Regions from separate parts of the Homo sapiens genome. Here region 1 is linked to region 2. A link is an interaction called in ENCODE POLR2A ChIA-PET data of the cell type or tissue named here. Cell type or tissue: MCF 10A. All regions are shown on one strand. Each heading gives the region's core, and the rest is flanking DNA. Links, peaks and the distances in the headings are about the cores only. Region 1 overlaps RGS7 (regulator of G protein signaling 7). Region 2 overlaps RGS7 (regulator of G protein signaling 7).

The links. ChIA-PET counts read pairs that join two places held together with the same protein. Peaks named below come from ENCODE experiments on the same cell type or tissue, not always from the same donor. Only the 100,000 strongest peaks of a DNase experiment are listed, where the experiment ranks them.
Region 1: POLR2A ChIA-PET joins it to region 2 with 5 read pairs; 2 of 35 experiments call an interaction of 5 or more read pairs at or near these places.

The regions. Positions count from the first base shown.
Region 1 is chr1:241,154,798-241,159,198 of GRCh38, forward strand. The region is part of intron 2 of RGS7 (regulator of G protein signaling 7); the gene reads right to left. Among named protein-coding and RNA genes, the nearest start is that of MIR3123, 25 kb to the left of the region's middle. In MCF 10A, for the core only: no CTCF peak of the experiment used is centred there; a DNase peak (open chromatin) is centred at 1,954.
Region 2 is chr1:241,022,493-241,026,893 of GRCh38, forward strand. All of the region lies in intron 3 of RGS7 (regulator of G protein signaling 7), which reads right to left. Among named protein-coding and RNA genes, the nearest start is that of MIR3123, 110 kb to the right of the region's middle. In MCF 10A, for the core only: no CTCF peak of the experiment used is centred there; no DNase peak of the experiment used is centred there.

The sequences.
Region 1 (4,401 bases), core at 204-4,203, 130 kb after region 2:
TTTCACTGTCAGTGATGGCAGACGTGGGAGGGGAGGCCATCTAACAAATGCTCACGTCTAGGGCTTATGTAGTCAACGGTGAGAGCAACCTGCAAAAAAATAAAAAATAAAAATACTGTTCCAAGAGCCATTTTTTAAAAAAAGAATGTCACGCAGACTGAAAAAGAAAATCAAAATAAAATCAAGAAAAGGGATTGTATTACAAACTCACTATTCTCAAGATAAACTGAAAAAGGCAAATTTCATACTTAGTAATGAGAACAAAATAAACACTTTCAATTGATTAATATTGCAATACAATCATTTTGATTATGTGTCTTTATTTTATTTGTTATTTTTTCAGTCAGGGTCTCACTGTCTTGCCTATGCTGGAGTGCAGTGGCAACCTCTGCCTCCCAGTCCAAGCAATTCTCCCACCTCAGCTTCCCAAGTAGCTGGGATTACAGGTGCATACCCCGAGGCCCAGCTAATTTTTGTATTTTTTGGTAGATATGGGTTTCACCATGTTGGCCAGGCTGGTGAACTCCTGACCTCAAGTGATCTCCCCTCCTCTGCCTCCCAAAGTGTTGGGATTACAGGCGTGAGCCACCTCACCTGGCCAGATTATGTGTCTTTAAAAAATAAAAATGAAGACATGCATAAATTAGTATAGTAGAAGGAAAAAAGAGATACGACACCTTTTATCTTTTTTAGGGATCAATGAAAGGCCAAGAGATTTGAGAACTGTAAGAAAGCCCTGAGAAGCACATTGTTCAAAATTTATGCTCACTTGAAAAAAAGAAAAAAAAAAAAAAAAAGGAAATGACCTAGGCTGTTACAAAAGTTAAACCCAAATTGAGCACCTTTTAAATAAGGTTGTCAAAGGTTAAGTATGTTTGAGGTAAAATTATTTCCCCAGTCTCAAAATGAAATTTCCAGTAGACTTTAGAAAAAAAAAATATGGAAAACAAACATACATGGAGAAACTGCATTTTACAACTGAACACTGGGTTTCAAGTAGAGTGATTTTTAAAAATCTCATATTTAGATACTGTCTGGTTTTAAAAATAGGCCAAATGGATCATAGGCTGAGAATCAGAAATCCTTCTTTTGGGTTGTCTCTTCTCCGTAAGCCTCAAGTACTTCTTAGTCCTTTCTTCATGACTAGATAAAATTATAGTAACTACCACAGGGATTATGATTCCTAGTCAAACATCAATCATAGTCCTACACACAAATGATGTCAAGTGCTAGGCACTGTCTAGGTTCTATAATATTAGAGTTCCTAAATTTACACACGCACGCACACACACACACACACACACACCTGAGATAGAGGATAGAAAGATAAATGATGATAGATAGATAGATAGATAGATAGATAGATAGATAGATACATATACATAGACAGACAGACAGAAAGATAGATGCTAGGCTGGGAGTGGTGGCTCACACTTGTAATTTCAGTCCTTTAGGAGCCTGAAGCTGGAGGATTGCTTGAGCCCAGGAGTTCAGGAGTTCAAGACCACCTGGGCAACAAAGCAAGGCTCTGTCTCTATGAAACACAAACAAACAAAAAATTAGCTGGACATGGTAACGCACACTTGTGCTCCCAGATACTAGGAAGGCTGAGGCAAGAGGATCACAGGAGCCCAGGAGGTCAAGGCTGCAGTGAGCCATGATTGTGCCACTGCACTCCAGCCTGGGCAACAGAGAGAGACTCTGTCTCAAAAAAAAGAAAAAAAAGAAAGATAGATGCTAGATAGATGATAGATGGAAAGGGGAAGGAAAGGGAAAGGGGAGAGGAGGGGAGGGGAGACGAGGGGAGGGGAGGGGAGGGGAAATCCCTTCACCGAAGACTTGTAGGTCAGGTCTCAAAGAGCAGCCAGCAGACAGCCTTCAGCTGTCAACTACATCAGGGATTGACCCAGCTGCAGAGAACTGCCTCACACAAGGTCACACCCCTTCCTGGGTGACTCACAATCAACTGACACAATCAATAAAACCTGTCTGTCTTGAGCCAAGTTGGCACAACTCTGAAGATCCATTCTGATTGTGGAGTTCCCTGTGAGGTCTGTGTGGCTGGGCCTGCATTGTAGCTCAATTTCTCCCCCTCCTCACTACTGTCTCCTCTCTTCCCTTCCAGATGTCATTACCAAGGATCCTTTTTAATTAGCATCCTATATTCCAAACTCTAACCACAGTCTGCTTCCTGTACTTGCATATATTCATTACATACATATGTGTGAGTGTACATATATGTTTTAAAAATCCCTAGCAAGAGTAAGTACGTTATTTGGTCAGTCAGCTGTTAAAACTTCCACTTTCTCCAGTTGTCTGGTGGAATTAAAAAAAAAAAAAGACTTTCACTTTTATTAGTGCAATTCATATCAGTGTGCCACTGGTAGCTCTTGGAAGAGAAGGAAGAGAGAGCTAATATGGAACCTGGAGACAAGTTCCACTCTGCTCCTGCTGAATGCCCTTCTCCTTTGCTTCTACCTACCTCCAGAAGTGCTGGCCATTGTCAGCTCCTGAAAAGGCTGATGCTCTGACCTGTTTCAGTGAACGGGGAGAGGACTTGAGGCTGGGAAACCTTTGGAATAGGCAAGGGGTCCCCCTACATAGGCTTCCCTCCATGACTCATAGTGTGTTCCTTGGTTCGCTCCCTGTGGTCAACCACCTGCTGCAAAAAGTCGTTCACTGCTGGTGTGAGAATCATTGTCACCTACACTCAAGTAAAAATGTGTATCAAAGGAACAGATGCTTCTCTTCCATGCAACCTGAATATAGATCTATCAGGCAAATTCAGACAGCTGTTCTAGATGCAGAGACCATCATATCTGCTAGGGGTCAGCAAACACTGACCATGGCTCAAATCTGGCCTGCCATCAGATTTTGTTGGGCCCGGGAGTGAAGAATGTTTTCAGGCTTTTCAGTGGTTGAAAAAAATAAAATAAAAAGCATAATATTTCATAATATGTGAAAATTATATAAAATCTAATTTGTAGTGTCCATAAATAAACTTTTTTCTTTTCTTTTCTTTTCTTTTTTTTTTTTTTTGATACTGAGTCTCGCTCTGTTGCCCAGGCTGGAGTGCAGTGGTGCGATCTGGGCTCACTGCAAGCTCCACCTCCCGGTCACGCCATTCTCCTGCCTCAGCCTCCCGAGTAGGTGTGACTACAGGCGCCCGCCACCACGCCTGGCTAATTTTTTTTTTTAATTTTTAGTAGAGACAGGGTTTCACCGTGTTAGCCAGGATGGTCTCATCTCCTGACCTTATGATCCGCCCGCCTCAGTCTCCCAAAGTGCTGGAATTACAGGTGTGAGCCACCACGCCTGTCCCCATAAATAAACTTTTATTAGGACACAGCCATGCTAATTCATTTACATATTGTCTATAGCTGCTTTTGATCCACAATAGCATAGTTGGGAAGTTGTGACAGATACCTGAAAGCCAAATATGTTTACTATCTGGCCCTTTGCAGAAAAACTTTGCCAACCACAGAGCTATGCGATTTAGGATTATACAACACAATATCACACATTTGCTTATTGGTGAACATCCAATGGGTGGATATTCACACAGATATAGACTTGTTACCTGTACATGTCTGTAAGTATCTGGCCTCTCATAAAACACTAAACACCTTCCACAGAAGTGCACAATGATGTAGAGACCCCACGTTATGCTCAAACCCAAGCGCTATCTTTCTTCACATCTTTTTAGTTCAAAATATCTGCCTTAAAACAGAACTGGAAAAACAACATTTGTCAAGTAAGTGCAGCCGTGTTAATGTTAAATAGATGAATGCATGGATGGATCTTTTAACATACAAGCAATGGAGAAGATATGCCAGCAATGATAATACTTGTGTTAGTGTGAAGGGTATTTTAGATCTGCCCCAAACTCAGGTAGAAAAAGTTTCCCTGACCTTTTCCCTACCAGTTTAGAATTTTAATTCATCCCAGAGAGTCAGTGGCTTTGACACAATAGCACTTACTCTTCAGATGCCTAAAATTTTATGGTCAAAAATATCAAAAGATTAGAAATGTGATTTTCAATCCCAAAAGCCACATTGAAGTTCAATTAAACAAAAATGCCTGGGGTTTTCATATGCACTGAAAATCATAAAAATCAATTTTATTACAAATCTACCCATGAAACCGTCTATCTGTCTCTCCATCCATCAATTTATTTCTGCAATATGTCTCAAAATAGCACCCAAGAGTTTGTGCCAATTCTTATTTTTCAAGATATATGAGCTTTTTCAAGTTCACAAGCTCCATAAACTTCACAAACTCCATATGGTGTTCACAAAGGAATAATAAATGTTTTTTATCTTTTACATTGTTTATGAACACATAATTCATTTTTACTATATCAATTGCTTGCCTAAGAAGTTACAATGCTTCCTTTTCTGC
Region 2 (4,401 bases), core at 171-4,170:
GAGTCTACATTCTAATGCACCAGCTGATGCCACCCAGATCTATAAACTGCCTCATCTGGTCTTATGGCCCCCATCCAGGAACTGACTCAGCGCAAGAAGACAGCTTTGACTCCCTATGATCTCATCTTTGACCTGTCCAATCAGCACTCCCGACTTTCTGACACCCTACCCACCAAATTATCCTTAAAAACCCTGATCCCTGAGTTTTCAGGAAAATTGATTAGAATATTAACTCCATCTCCAACATGGCGTGGCCAGCATCGTGACACTTAAGCTCTTCCTTTACTGTAATGCCATGGTCTTAGTGAGCTGATTTTGTTTGTGCAGTGGGCAGGAAGAACCCATTGGGTAGTTGCAATATGATCAAAGTGAGGCTTAAAAGGTTAGGTAACTTGCTGGTGGCCTCACTAAACCTCACTAACTCCATGCTCCCTACCATGGAGATACCACTACTAATAATTAATAATAACTAATAACAACTATTGTTGTTAAAATGATACTGGGTAAAATCATGTAAAATAACAACTATGAGATATAGTTGTTATAATGATTAAATAGGTAAAATTGTGTAGAATAACAACTACAGATATAGTTGTTATAGTTAAATGAATAAAATCATGTAAAATTTACAATCGTGTAAAATAACAACTATGAGATATAGTTGTCATAATGATTAAATGGGTAAAATCGTGTAAAATGCTGACCAAAACAGCCTTAACATTTTCCTCAGTTTGACTAAACTTTAGTTCAGCTTCTTCTGGACTCAGGCCCCTGAACTCCCTTGTTTTAGAGCGCTTACTTTAGAAAACTCGTAGATGTACATTTTCTCTCTGCTCCTTTAGGTGTAAATCTTTTTAAAAGCCTCTTGCCAGTTTTGTAACCCAGCACTGTCCTTCTCAAGGACCTGAGAACCATTCCTTTGAAAAGTCATCATCAATGAAGACAGTGCTTCCCAGTCTCCCAGGGAGGGCACAGGCTTAAATTGTCCTAGTTGTAAAACTACCTCCTGTCACAAAGATATGAGAAAATTAACTTTGTTTTGGGATCACGCCAATTGGCAAACATGGATGCCCTGTGATACGCCCCACTCCAGTTCTTGAAACTCTAAAAACTCTACCATCCTTTATTCCTTGAGCTCTGTCTTAATTCTGATTTATCTTCCCTAATGCAATAGCCTTAAATAACATCTTCCTTGCCTGTTTACATTGTCGAGTGCCATTTTTGTTTTTACAATGCTTTTCATATTGATTGATTGATTGATTGATTGATCAAGATGTAGTTTCACTCTTGTTGCCCAGGCTGCAGTGCAATGGCGCGATCTTGGCTCACTGCAACCTCAGCCTCCTGGGTTCAAGAGATTCTCCTGCCTCCACCTCCCGAGTAGTTGGGATTACAGGCATGCGCCACCATGCCCGGCTAATTTTGTATTTTTAGTAGAGAGGGGTTTCTCCATGTTGGTCAGGTTGGTCTCGAACTCCTGACTCAGGTGTGGTCGACCTCCTGCCTGCCTTGGCCTCCCAAAATTGTTGGGATTACAGGCATGAGCCAACACATCCGGCTGACAATGCTTTTTAATAACTGTTTCAAAGATGAGAAAACAGAAGAACAAAGAAATAAGCTAATTTATCCAGGACTGTAACCCAGGCCACCTAGCTTTGGCGGTCATGTCTGAATCATCATACTTCAAAGGGAAATAATATATTCACACAGTGATAAGGAGGCATGTGAAGCCTAGCACCTTCACTTAACAGGTGCTCAAAAGCTGGAAGCTGTGATAATGGAGAGGAAGGAGGAAAACAGGACTCAGGACAAGCAGATCTATTTTGGATCCAGGCAATACCTCTTAGTAATCCTGTATCCTTGGGAGATCACAGTAATAGTACCTGAGATTTGTGCTTATGCTATTTCCCTGCAGCTGAATGGAAGTACAAGTGTTCTCATTGCCTAGGTGGGTTTTGCACCCACTCTTGATTATCCAGCAGGAAGCACAAACATCTTTGAAGGATGATGAGCTAGTATACCAGTGACATTCTGGAATAATATCTCATTATATTATTATTAAGGGCAAGAAAGAAATGTGAATTGACTCTTTTAAAGACAATCAAATCAAATATAAATGTCATTAAATAGACTTAAGGACGCCGAATGGAAGAATAAATTATGGAGCAGAAAGTCAAGGTTAGTCACAGAAACTAACAAACATAGGGAGAACAAAGGAAATTGTGGAGAGAGATGTATATTGATGCTCAAAAAGACACTGCAGATCATTGATTTGAAATGCTTATGTATTAATATTAACTGGGGATAATTCAGGCCTGTTTTGTATTGTACCCAGATTAGAAAAGCAGATGTGATTCTCCCACCCCTTTATCAAGAACGAGAGTAAGTCAAAGAGATTGCTGATTGCAAATTAAAATGTTAATTTCTATCCATTTTAATTTTTGATAAATTCTTATTGAGAGCTACTAATTTTAGAAACTTTCAAGTACCGTAATAGCTTTCAGTCTATTGAGTCCCTGGGAATTTGCCTTTGGGGCCAATTGCTTTCTGCCTCCATTATGAAGAAATATTAAATGCTATCAGGAAGCGCAAAAGCCACCCTTGGTAGAGAGACAAATTTCAATTTATGAAAGGCAAAGTATTTTAGGTTATGTAATATGCTCTCCAGTGCAAACAAGGAGTTGAGGATACTAGCTTTCAAGGAAAGTACAAAATACACAATGGTGTTGAACAGGACAGGTCAGTGGTTAGCAGAAGTAGTGGCAGCAACATCAGTAGAGGGGTAGTGTGGTAATTAGATAGTGCTATCTAAGCTTTACTGAATGCTTATTAAGTTCTTATCACAGATCCATGGGCTTTATATGTATTAGGCATTTTAATCCTTACAAAAATTATTTTAGATATTATCATTATCTCTGGTCTACAGCCAGGGAATATAAAACAAAGAGAAGTTCAGTCATTTGTCCAAGGTCACAGAGCTGAGAAGCTGAGATCTGAAGCCACATTGTGACCACCACCTCCAGATTCAAGCTCTAACTACTTGGCATGCCTACTGCCTAGGGGCTGTGCAGGGAGCTTTTCATATTCCACATTGCTGAGAACTGATGAAACTAAATATGGGGGAGGGAAGATTGTCTTTTTGCTTTATCTATGCCTCAAGAACCACAGAGATGAAACATGTACAAAAATGGGAAATTCTAGAAGCTTTTTTTTTTTAATGAAGGATATTACAGTTCATAAGAACAAAGCTATCACAGGAATCATTTTCAATGGATTCAGTTACCTGATGAAGGTACTGAAGGGAAATGCAGAATCCAAATTATCTAACAGATAATTCACAAAATATGATTGACAGTGGACTCACTTTCTGGAAGTTAGAGCAGGCTGGTGCTAAACTGAATCATAATGGAATGATATATTCCCTCAGGTGAAATACAGTCTAAATCTTCATGCTGTTCGTGCAGCACATAGCATTAATAGAACATAGTAATGTGGACATACTTTCTAAAGCAGCAATACAAATGTATATTGGCAAATTGTCTCTTTAATATATTGTTTAACTTCTCCATAGCACTCAACACAATGTGTATAATTAACTGAGCAATTATTTATTTAGTGCCTGCTTCCAGCACTGGAATACAAGCTCTGCATGGTCAGCAACTACACATTTTTCTTATTATATTTTGCCTTCCCAGTGTCTAGTGGTGTGCCTCACACACAGAGGGAACTCGGTAACATTTGTTGACTGAATAAATGTAAGGTATTTTCTACATAATGCAGACTTGTTAATTTATTCTGCTATTAATAATTTATTGCCGGGTGCGGTGACTCCTGCCTGTATTTCCAGAACTTTGGGAAGCCGAGGCGGGTGGATCACCTGAGGTCAGGGGTTAGAGACCAGCCTGGTCCAACATGGTGAAACCCTGTCTCTACTAAAAATACAAAAATTAGCCAGACATGGTTGCACATGCCTGTAATTCCAGCTACTCGGGAGGCTGAGGCACAAGAATCGCTTGAACCTGGGAGGCGGACGTTGCAGTGAGCCGAGATCGCGCCACTGCACTCCAGTCTGTGTGACAGAGTGAGACTCTGTCTCAAAAAAAAAAAAATTATTGAGTGCTGTTTATCTGCCAGGCACTACACTGGGCACTGGACAGCTAACAGTGAGCCAGGCAGGAAGGGCCATGCTCTGGGGGTACTTACATTACAGTAAGAGAGAGACACAACCTTGAGCAATGCATAAATAAAATCATTCTAGATATTGTTAAGTACTGTGTGAAAATCAAAGAGTCTGGTGAGTGAGAGGGACTACTTGGTGAGCGGGGTTTGGGGCATCCAATGTTAAACTAAGTGGGCTTAGAGGATCTCTCTGAGTGATCATAAGACATCCATGATGTCTTC